Linked DNA regions of Homo sapiens: region 2 is linked to region 1. Evidence: chromatin contacts called from ENCODE Hi-C or POLR2A ChIA-PET data. All regions are on one chromosome and are shown on one strand. The core of a region is the stretch at or near the end of the contact, and the rest is flanking DNA. Distances in the headings are between cores, read along the strand shown.

The links. Hi-C counts contacts between places; a loop is a spot of excess contacts on that map. ChIA-PET counts read pairs that join two places held with the same protein, here RNA polymerase II (POLR2A). Pooled maps may share reads with other maps.
Region 2: a map of PC-9 shows a loop between it and region 1 (3-fold over the local background). The contact joins two enhancer-like sites. A Hi-C loop is called at or near these places in 2 of 168 maps with a recorded cell type or tissue (PC-9 and gastrocnemius medialis) and 1 of 50 pooled maps. POLR2A ChIA-PET finds 5 or more read pairs at or near these places in 1 of 52 experiments (activated CD4-positive, alpha-beta T cell).

The regions. Positions count from the first base shown.
Region 1 is chr4:155,529,130-155,531,863 of GRCh38, forward strand. No RefSeq gene overlaps it. Among named protein-coding and RNA genes, the nearest start is that of GUCY1A1, 140 kb to the right of the region's middle. Within about 2 kb of position 1,307, at least 2 of the 41 ENCODE cell types and tissues checked have a DNase peak (open chromatin) inside an H3K27ac peak, as active enhancers do.
Region 2 is chr4:155,601,193-155,603,892 of GRCh38, forward strand. No RefSeq gene overlaps it. Among named protein-coding and RNA genes, the nearest start is that of GUCY1A1, 64 kb to the right of the region's middle. Within about 2 kb of position 1,384, at least 2 of the 41 ENCODE cell types and tissues checked have a DNase peak (open chromatin) inside an H3K27ac peak, as active enhancers do.

The sequences.
Region 1 (2,734 bases), core at 57-2,556:
AGTAGAAAGAAAAAGAAATCCTATTTATAAGCATTCTTATTTGTCACTTATTTTCTTAGAGAGAATTTATATTTAAATAGAAATCAAAGTAATGATGACTTTATTCAATATTATTACTTCTGTGTTTCTCCAAGGGAGAACAAACTACTAACATCTGCATGAACTAACTGGTAATTTTCCCTATTCACCCAAAGCTGCAAAAAATTTTAAACAATCTTATAGCTCTTAGGATCTGGCTTGTAACCTCCTTTTCTCCAGGGGGCGTTATTGCACAGTGGTCATGGGGCAGGCAATCAAGTCTTAATTTTCCCAGCTGTGGTAGTTTAGGCAATTTATTCTGTTTCTCAATTTAATAGCTACGAAGTAAACATAATGGTATCTACTACATAAAATTGGAGGAAAAATTAAATCAAAGCATTTATGTGCAGGGCTTGGCATATCAACCACTACATTTAGATCTTGTTAAGAATGCCTTTACTTCCTGGATTCTTCTTAGTACTCTACCTGTCCTAGGTGGATTTATTTATCGTTATCATCATGAATCATGCAGACCTCCAAGTTTCTCTTCTTACTTGAAACAATCTTTCTTAATCTACTCTTTAAAGTTTTTTTTTTTTTCTATCTCTCGTACTTCCTAAAAATTTATCTTTTCCAGGCAGGCGTTTTGAAAACCAAATGAAGAAAAACTTTGCAGTGTTGGTGAATATTTAGCAAAACATAAAAATGAAAAATGTTTTCTGACCATAGCATACTTCATTATCAGTATAACAACATGGTAGTGGTTGAGTAAATGCAGCTCTTACTAGGAAATGCAAGGATTCCAGAAGCAGATAAGTTTTATTGCCAAAAAACCCATAAATGTTCTTTAATCTGGAAAGTATCCACATAAAACAATAGACCAGATTTTTTTGATCATTTTGTACAGTCATTTAATATTTCAAAATTAAAGCATGGAGGGAAAAAACCTCATAAGCGAGTTGAATCAAAGAGAAACAATTTATTAAGTGATTTATTTGTGAAAATAAACTTGATGATAAATATTCTAGAGGGGGAAGAATTATACTATTATTTTCAGAAACAAAAAGAGTTTAAACTTTTTTTAATGTAATAGAGTGTGGTGTGTGTATTTTATCTTTTAAAATTATAATCAACACTGATGAGTAAACACCTGAGGTACTGATTACAAGTTTCTTAACCAAACCTCATGGAGGTGGCTTTGCAAAAGTGATTCTTTCTGCTAAGTAATGTCACAGTGACTCTGAACCCCATTGGTACTATTGAATCCTGTTTGCACCATGCCATTCGTGAGAACTTTGTATTTCAGTGGGCATTGTATTTATTCATGGAAGAATACCACTGGAAATACCTGTTTTAAGACAGGATTCCTGTTGAATAAGCCATTGTGAGTATTTGTGTATAATCATTTCCTGTAGATAAATTGTCTGCTGGCAAATAAATAATATGGTCCATTTTCAAAATAAACTAGCTCGTTGTTCTGAAAAGCCGCAAGCAACATCATTTGTGTTGGAGTGTTTAAACAGGTGATATGTGCTTCCTTTAAAAAGGAGAAAACTAAAAGTGCACTATTATATTGAGCATGCAGGTTTTTTGGGTAGTATTGATTGCATATTCAGTTTTTATTCATTAGAAACTAAAACTTCCTAAGTAAGCCCACCTTTTATATTAATTGATTTTGATAACATGAATCTCTTGCAGTACCTTAAGTCCAAAATTATTATCTATTGATCTGACTCCCCCAAGTCCTGTCCATGCTCCGTGTAATATCATACTGCCTGCCCACCATTCTACGTGTACTCTCCAGACTGCCCATTGTTCCACACGTAATAATAAATGCATCTTCCAGATCTGTTTTCTCCCTTCCACCCACCAACACCGGGGCTGAGTAATAGAAGGAAGGGCCACATATTGGCCAACCCACAAATGTAGGCAAAGCTAAGGAAGCTGAACACAGGGGCGCTGTCAGAGGAAGTTTCTCCAAAGACTATTACATAGTGATGTAGGACTAAGAACTGAACCCAGGACTGATGGCATTTCAGTACTTTAAGGTGAGATCTGAGCACAGCTGCAACTTGGATTTCAGTCCTGTTCTAACTGAAATAAGTAACTAGGAAATTCTCAAGGCAGAGTGTTGGCAGGAATTCAAGCAGGTCAGCCTCCAGTTTGGGAGATCTGATAGTGGAGCTCAGGGACCCAGGCCCTTCTACTGTGGACTTCACGGGCAACGAAGTACAGAAGTGTTTAGTGGGTGGGGGGAGAGATCAACATTCTCAAATTCAGAACAAGACTGGTTTCAAGGTGACCACCAATGATGGGCCAGATAACTAGGATTACAAGTCTCTTCCTCTCCCTTGTCCACCTAAGGCTCAAGTTGTTCAAAATTCTTTTTCAAGTCTTCATTTATTTTTATATCTCATTATTTTCTACAGACGTGTGATTGTTCCACTTTTATACATAGCATATTTCCCTAAGTGTTCCATGTCATGGGTTAAATTATGTCCCTCCACAGAGAGATATTTTGAAGTACTAACCCCCAGTACCTTGGAATATGAATTTATTTGGAAATAGGGTCAGTACTGATGTAATTATTTCTGATTAGGTCATACCAAAGTCGAGTGTGCCCTAATCAAATATGATTGGTGTCTTTAGAGGAGGATGATGTGAAAATGCAAACACATAAGGAAGACAGCCATGTGAAGACAGAGGCAGAGATCAG
Region 2 (2,700 bases), core at 134-2,633, 72 kb after region 1:
TGACCAAAAGCATCCTGCATGGGAAAAAAATAGACTAACTCTGTTTCTTTTTTTCTTTTTAATTTCCATAAGTTTTCGGGGAACACGTGGGGATTGGTTACACGAATAAGTTCCTTAAGTGGTGATTTCTGACATTTGGGTGCATCCATCACCTGAGCAGTATACACTGTACCCAATTTGTAGTCTTTTATCCCTCACCCTCCTCCCACCCTTTCCCACAGAGTCCCCAAAGTCCGTCATATCATTCTATGTCTTTAGATCCACAGAGCTTAGCTCTCACTTATGAGTGAGAACATATGATGTTTGGTTTTTCATTCCTGAGTTACTTCACTTAGAATAATGGTCTCCATTTCCATCTAGGTTGCTGCAAATGCCATTATTTCATTCCTTTTATGGCTGAGTAGTATTCCATAGTGTGTGTGTGTGTGTGTGTGTGTGTGTGTGTGTGTGTGTATGTGTGTGTGTATATATACCACAATTGATTTATCTACTTGTTGATTGATGGGCATTTGTACTGGTTTTATATTTTTGCAATTGCGAATTGTGCCGCTATAAACATGCTTGTGTAAGTATCTTTTTCTTTCTTTTTTGTACAATGACTTCTTTTCCTCTCGGTAAATATCCAGTGGTGGGATTGCTGGATCAAATGGTAGTTCTACTTTTAGTTCTTTAAGGAATCTCCACACTATTTTCCACAGTGATTGTATTAGTTTACATTCCCACCAGCAGTGTAAAAGTGTTCCCTTTTCACCACATCCCCACCAACATCTATTATTTTTTTGATTATGGCCCTTCTTGCAGGAATAAGGTGGTATCGCATTGTGGTTTTTTGTTGTTGTTGTTTTTTGAGACAAAGTCTCACTCTGTCACCCAGGCTAGAGTACAGTGGCACGATCTCAGCTCACTGCAGCCTCTGCCTCCTGGGTTCTTCTTAAACTAACTCTCCTCATATAAAAGGCACTAGGTTACACGTTCGATTTAAGTCTTTTGAAAAATCGGTTCCAGCAGTGTATCATGGTATTAGAATACTAAGCATTATTTCTAGAGATATTGCTGGTGACTTTTCCTCCAGATTTAAAGGAGCGATCTCAACCCCTGCCTCAACTCACAGCTCCTTGAAGTGCTGGAGAAGACAATCTCAACCACATCTGTCCTGGCCCACCATACCTCTGGCCTATAAGAGACTATTATCTGGCCTCCAACCACTTATCCCTGCTAGTCTGCCCTCTGTAATTATGCCTCAGTCTGATCATTGTCCTTATTGTTCTCCAACCTGCCAGCTTCCTTCTTGCCTTAGGGCCTTGCTGCTCTCTCTGCCTCTGATGTTCTTCCCCAGATCCTAGTAGAGCAGTTATCCAGCCTAAGGAATGCCACCAGTACTTTGTATTACATTGATTGAAACCAGCTCTTCCAGATTTGAGAGTTCACAGACAGTCAAGATTTCAAAAGCTACAGAAACCTTTGAGTGTCAGGCTGAAAGAATGACAGACTTGAGGCCAGGACAGATGAGAACATTTCTTTCTTGTGAGTTATCAATCAAGTATTAATTGCCCTGTCCTTTCCCATCATCGTAACTGACTTTTAAAAAAATCGTTTACAGTAATTTTTCACAAGAGAATTCCCATAGAGGTAGCAAAAAGTCATAATAATGTCACATAATGTAAGAAATAGAAGACATTATCTAGGCTAAAGACCTCACTTTCAGGTCCCTGTGCACAGGCCTTTCCTGTGAGAGCGGTGGAGACAGGCTCTGATGCAAATTCTGTTTCTCCTGTGGAGATCTGTTATCTAGAACACCCACCCAAAGCCCATCAGAACCTACTTGCCCTTGTCAGGACAACAAGGGGAAAGGGAGAAACTAAAACCCTCATAACCATCTAAAACTGTAGATTATACACATGACACAGAGAGCAAAAGAGAGTATGAGAAATATAAAGAAATCCTGCTCTTCCAGATTTGAGAGTTCATAGACAGTTAAGATTCCAAGAGTTACAGAGACCACTGAGCGTCAGGCTGAAAGCAGAATGAAAGGCTTGAGGCCAGGACAGATGAGAAGGATTCTTTCTTGAGAGTTATCGACCAAGTATTAATTTTTATCAATAGAGTTAACGGATCGTGGAAGAAAAGATATTTCCAAAAGAATATTATGTTTACAGAAGTATATCATGTATCATAATCACATCTGTAGCTTCAACTTTTTATGAAAATAAAAATGAAACTCAGAACTGGTACATGTGGTATAAGTGGGCATGCTGCATCCTGTCAGCCAATACTTGTTTGGTTAAAGGAAGCTAAATTGGAATCGCTGGACCAGATTCCATTTTCCCTTTGCTTCTGCCCGTGGGCTTTCCTCAGTTGATGGTGATTAGGCCTGACGTGAACAGCTCATAAGAGGGGATGTGGGTGATTCAACAGGGGCAGCTAAGGCAGAAGTGTCCAGGTCCCTGCTCAGAGCCAAAGATCCCACACTGGAGACAGGGCTAGGAATGAAAGAACTCTTTGTTCTCACGCACCAGTGTGTGGGGCAGGGGGACGGGAAAGGTAGTAGACTTACCATTCTCAAGTGCTTGTGTTACTGCGTGGTTGTATTAGGTGCTTTGAGAGTTCTCTCTCATTTATCTTCACAATAACTCTAAGTGGAAAATCAAGCTCAGAGGTCCTAAGTCTCATGCCCCAAATTCCACAGCATAGAAATGATAG